Regions from separate parts of the Homo sapiens genome. Here region 1 is linked to region 2. Evidence: chromatin contacts called from ENCODE Hi-C or POLR2A ChIA-PET data. All regions are on one chromosome and are shown on one strand. Each heading gives the region's core, a stretch centred on a gene start or an enhancer-like site at or near the end of the contact. The rest is flanking DNA. Distances are from core to core; before and after follow the strand shown. Region 1 has its middle 18 kb from the start of LINC02341. Region 2 holds the start of LINC00428 (long intergenic non-protein coding RNA 428).

Evidence for each region. A loop is a pair of places that touch in the nucleus more often than their neighbours do. ChIA-PET counts read pairs that join two places held with the same protein, here RNA polymerase II (POLR2A). Pooled maps may share reads with other maps.
Region 1: a loop to region 2 is called in a pooled map, with 3 times the contacts of the local background. The contact joins the enhancer-like site here to the promoter of LINC00428 in region 2. A Hi-C loop is called at or near these places in 2 of 37 single-sample maps with no recorded cell type and 7 of 50 pooled maps. POLR2A ChIA-PET finds 5 or more read pairs at or near these places in 1 of 52 experiments (H1).

What each region holds. Positions count from the first base shown.
Region 1 is chr13:42,405,005-42,407,820 of GRCh38, forward strand. No RefSeq gene overlaps it. Among named protein-coding and RNA genes, the nearest start is that of LINC02341, 18 kb to the right of the region's middle. RefSeq lists enhancers at 582-1,781, 875-1,284. Within about 2 kb of position 1,472, at least 3 of the 41 ENCODE cell types and tissues checked have a DNase peak (open chromatin) inside an H3K27ac peak, as active enhancers do.
Region 2 is chr13:42,871,355-42,874,308 of GRCh38, forward strand. It overlaps LINC00428 (long intergenic non-protein coding RNA 428), which reads right to left and starts at 1,390. Exons shown (of 5, transcript NR_126389.1): 1 at 1,204-1,390. RefSeq lists an enhancer at 1,297-2,085.

The DNA.
Region 1 (2,816 bases), core at 222-2,721, 470 kb before region 2:
AGTATGCATCACCACATCCAGCTAACTATTTTTTAAAAAAATTTTTATAGAGACAAAGTCTCACTGTTTTATCCAGGCTTGCCTCGAACTGCTGGGCTCAAGCGATCCTCCCACCTCAGCTTCCCTATGTGATGGGATTACAGGTGTGAGCCACTGCACCTGGCCTAGTTCAATCTTATTTTACTTATGATACAACTGAAGCCCAGAAAGATTATATGACTTTCCCAAGGTCACTCAGTTAATAGGACAGTTCATACTCCAGATACCTATTTCTTATTAATGCTGTTGGTTCCTCTCTTCACAATATGAAAAAAAGCAATTATTAATGGACTAGGATTGTGTCAATGGTTATATGAGTTTTATCTCTAGTTAGAAATCTTGCCTATCTTTGTGAGAGTAGGCTCTGAATAAATGTACTCTGTATTTCTTAGCCTAATATGTATTTGCATGTTCTGACTCCATAGAACCCATCAGTGAATACATCACTCTTCACTCAATTCCTTCCCACTGCTTTGTGAGAAAGTCTTTGATGATTTTCTGCAAACAGCCAATAGTATCTTCTTGAGTTTTCATCTACTTTTGTACCCACTTAGTGCTCCTTTGATTAGAGATTCTAACTACAGTATCTGCTTTTCACTTTTTGGGACATGGAATATAAAAGTGGGTGGAAATTGCAATCTGCATAATGGAAGAAAAATTGCACTCCTACTAGTTTATAGAAAGGTTGACATTTGCTGTGAAGCGTTCAGTTCCCGGGTTCTGGTCAGATATGCATTTCTGTGCTCACCACTGTGGAGAGGAAGGTACCACATGGGGGTGTCACGTAGGTTGTAAAAGGAAGACGGTTGTCTGTCAGGGTAGTGTCCCAAGAGAAACTGCCCTATTACGGCTGTGATCTGGAATGAATATACTTCTGGCACCTTTACTAGGATGTCAGTGGGAAAGTCCCATTAGTCATCTTTGCCAGATGGGGGCTTCCGGACACCTCCGCATGGCTGTACATGTCTGTATTAATAAAAACACTGAAGCCACATGGGTTTTGGCCACACGTCTCATCCTGTCGACCCTCTGGCCCTGCAAGGATTACAAAGAGGGAAATAAGTCATGGAGCCTGATCTTTGAATGGTTTTACTTTTGAAATGTGGGAGATGTTATGTTCACTATTTCTCTTGGGATAAACCTCCAGAGAATTTGGAGCTTTAAGGGCAGAGCCCACTTTAGGCTACCCTGGGAGCTCTGAAAGAGGTGCCTTTCCAGGTGATTCTGATAAGCTCTGATGTTTGAGAATCACTGCTTTGAAGAAATCACTCATTTTCTCAGGATGTCATCAGCCCAATAAACAGTGATACAACTTAATTGACATCAAAAAGAATGATACCATTATCTTTGTTTTGACTTCACTGAATTCAAATTTTGCTCTTCTTCATACAGAAGCTGGTATGAACATCCTGGTTAATGACCGCATACTATAGAAGAAGCCCGTTTTGTTTTTCTGCTGCCTGCTTGTGGTGTCACTTTCTGTTCTATTACATGTAACCAGAGTCAGAGGAAATTCTGGCTCAAGATAGAACCCAGAGAGTAAAGTCCCCTGAACTTTTTCTTCCACTGGGTACTCCGCCGGCGATGAATGATCAGGTATTAGGGCAAGCCCTAAAATGCATGCCCAGGACCAGACCCCTTGCTCTGTTCTCTCCTGCTCCGTGGAGGTGATGTGGCTGTTAGTGGAGTTTGTTGTTACGGGTGGACTTGGTCAGTAGGAGCTGCTATGGTTTGAATATGTCCCCTAAAGTTCATGAGTTAAAAATTGAATTGCTGGCCAGGTGCAGTGGCTCATCCCTGTAATCCCAGCACTTTGGGAGGCTGAGGTGGGTGGATCACCTGAGGTCAGGAGTTCGAGACCAGCCTGGCCAACATGGTGAAACCCCATCTCTACTGAAAATACAAAAAATTAGCCAGGCGTGGTGGCAGACACCTGTAATCCCAGCTACTCGGGAGGCTGAGGCATGAGAATCGCCTGAACCCTGGAGGCAGAGGTTGCAGTGAGCTGAGATCATGCCACTGCACTCCAGCCTGGGCAACAAGAGTGAAACTCCGTCTCAAGAAAAAAAAAAAATTGAATTGCCGTTTTAACAGTATTAAGAGGTGGAGCCTTTAAAAGGTGATGAGGTCATGAAGGCTGTGTCCTCGTTACTGGATTAATGCTGCTATCTGGGTTAATTATCTCGGGAGTGGGCTCCTGATAAAAAGTTAAGTTTAGCCTCCACTATCTCTGTCTGTCTCTTCTGCTCTTACCATATGATGCCCTTCCGTCAGTCATGGCATAGCAGAAGGTCCTCACCAGATGCATCCCCTCAATGTTGGACTTTCAGTCTCCAGAACTGTGGCCAAATAAATCTCTTTTCTTTGTAAATTACCCAACCTGTGGTATTCTGTTATAGCCACAGAAAATGGACTAAGAAAAGAGCCTATCTGATTGCCTGGATCCAGAGCTTTATCTGCAGTGGATGTAATCCTCTTCTAAGAGGGGAAGCTCCGTATAGAGAAAACAGCCCCAGGAAAAGAGCCAGGAGACCAGAGTCCTGCCTCTGACTCTCCAGTCAGCCAACTGGTGGTCCTGGACATGTGTGTTCAAGTCTCTAGGCCTCTCTTTCTTAACCTGTAAAATGAAGTTGGTGGTAGCGGTGCAAGTTAAACTGGATTTACTAAATCCAGTGGCCTCTTTGTCATTTTATTTATATATCAGCTATAACATTTAATATTGTTGATCATTTTCTCCTTAAAATATTCACCTTTTTGGCTTTTGGGTCACCATTTTC
Region 2 (2,954 bases), core at 140-2,639:
GAACGAAACTGTAAGCCCGACCAGGTGTGAGGAGGGGAGGCGATAAAAAGATTATAGGGTGGAGGAGCAGAGGCTGAGGAAGAATTGGGACCTAGCTCGGCCTGGCGAGGAACAACCTGGGGAGGAAGGGAGAGGTCAGATGGGTCTGCAGAAAAGGAAGATTAGAAAGACTCAGCGACACTTGGGGTTGGTACTGAGGGGACAGGCGGGAGGGAAAGAAGGAAGATTTGGGACGAGTTGCACTGGTCACAGAGACTAGGAAGGGACTGATGTGTAAAAGAATGCCTGGACGTCAGGCACCTCAGACTGTTTGCCTATTTTACGACAAGAATTATTGAATTTTGCAGGATGGAAAAATTCAAAGTGCCATTTTCTGGCTATTTGGAACTACTGTCGAGTTTGTATTGGGGTCAAGCAGCATTGCAGAAGAAAATAAGGCATTTAGGTTTTAGGTCAGATGTGAGTTGAAGAGGTTTTAAGTTTTTGAGAACACAGGCTAAGGGAGAAGAAGGAGGAATGGAAGGTGGAAGCTTACCCATAGTGAAGGAGGCAAGCCCAGAGAAAAGAGTAGAGACAGGGAGAAGGGGCGGAGGGTTCTTGCCCTCCAGGAAAGCAGAGAAGGGGTTGGGGCAGGGAAATAAGGGATTGGGGCACAGAGATAAGAGGTCAGGGTGCAGAAATAAGTGATTGGGGCACAGAGATAAGAGGTTGGGGTGCGGCGGAAATAAGCGATTGGGGGGTTCTTGCCCCCTAGGAAAGCGGGACTTGCCGCTAAGGGTGAAGGAGAAGGGGTTGAGGGGTACTTGCCCCTGCCCCAGGAAAGCAGCACTTGCTGCTAAGGGTGAAGGGGAAGGGGTTGAGGGGTACTTGCCCCTGCCCCAGGAAAGCGGGACTTGCCGCTAAGGGTGAAGGACCAAGGCAGGCGTCCCTGCATGGTCTGACACCCTTGAAACGTGAGTGTATACTCAGAGAGGCGTCCCTGCAATGATCAAACACCAAGGGAAGGCTGCCTTCCCAGTCCGTGACCGGCGCCGGAGTTTTGGGTTCACGGATAAAACATGTCTCTTTTGTCTCTACCAGAAAATGAAAGGAATTGAAATTAAGAGAAGGGAGAGATTGAAGTGTGGCGCCACGATTGAAAGGAGAAAGAGGTTGAGGGATAGTGAGGGAGGTTGGAGAAGAGAGTAAAAAGAGGCCGCTTACCGGATTTGAAATTGGTGAGATGTTTCTTGGGCTGGTCGGTCTGAGGACCTGAGGTCGTAGGTGGATCTTTCTCATGGAGCAAAGAACAGGAGGACAGGGGATTGATCTCCCAAGGGAGGTCCCCCAATCCGAGTCACAGCACCAAATTTCATGCGCGTCCGTGTGAAGAGACCACCAAACAGGCTTTGTGTGAGAGCAGTAAAGCTGTTTATTTCACCTGGGTGCAGGTGGGCTGAGTCCGAAAAGAGAGTCAGCGAAGGGAAATAAGCGTGGGGCCGTTTTATAGGATTTGGGTAGGTAAAGGAAAATTACAGTCAAAGGGGGTTTGTTCTCTGGCGGGTAGGAGTGGGGGTCGCAAGGTGCTCAGTGGGGGTGCTTTTTGAGCCAGGATGAGCCAGGAAAAGGACTTTCACAAGGTAATGTCATCAGTTAAGGCAAGGACCAGCCATTTACACTTCTTTTGTGGTGGAATGTCATCAGTTACGGTGGGGCAAGGCATATTCACTTCTTTTGTGATTCTTCAGTTACTTCAGGCCATCTGGGCGTATACGTGCAAGTCACGGGGGATGCGATGGCTTGGCTTGGGCTCAGAGGCCTGACAGTAACACGTTTTAACTTTGCAAAAAATGTTTTGGCATTAATGGGCTCAAAAAGTGAAAGGAAATGTGTAATGGAAAATCAAATACTTTGTTCATGAGAATGTTAATGACAAACCTATAAATCCCAAAATGTTTATCAACACTTACCATGGGGGCTATATGACATCACTCACCACATGAAAAATAGAAAACACGAATCTGCTAAACTATTAGTATCTACTCTCATTCGAGAGTACATTTGAGATACATACTGTGCATGAACATGAGGACTTGACACGTGCAGACAAGGAAAGTATCCTGTGAAGCATGGCTTTTCATTTGGATCAAATGACTGCCTCTCTAAATCTGCACTCTGTGTCTGTTGTACACATACAAAAAGTGAAGCTGATGGGGTTCAGGGCATGCTGCTCCAAAATATGGTTCCTTGGCGTATTGAATATTTTAAACGGAAGAAATTTGAGGAAAACAGCAGAAGCGGGAAAGTGTCTCTGACTTTCCCCCAGCCTCCTTCCCTGATGCAGTTCATAAAACCTAGGAAAGATTTTCTGACCTTCCCCTGAAAGAGGTCATAGACTCTCATGTAAGATGTGCCCTCTCTATGCCAGGAAGAAAGGAACATCCTTATCCCTGAAAACAAAAGGTCACAGAAGGGAAACTGAACAAACTGGCCTTGCTGAGTTTCCCCAGTTTATAATCATCATGTCATACTTTTCACCCTATTATATTTCTCTATGACTCTCCTCTCTTCATCAAACCCAGCATAAAAATACACAGGTTTAAAAAATACACAGGTTTAACTGTTTCTTCAGGTATTTATTTCCTTATGAAAGCTCCCATTTCATGTAAAATGCATGTTAAATAAACATGTAAGCTTTTCTCTGGTTCATCTGTCTTTTGTTATAGGGGCCTCAGCCATGAACCTAAGATGGAGAGAGGAAAAGCTGGTCTCCTCCCCTACAAAGCGATAGATGGTAAGGTGCTGGATCCAATGGCAGAAAAAAAAGTTTCAAACAATTAAATGATGCCACTTTTATAGAAATGGAGTCAGATGCTTCATATTGGAAAACAGTTATTTTCAACAATGATTCCTTTTATTTTCATCCAATTCATGGTATCAAAGTAAAACATTTGGAATTTTATTTTGCTGACGGT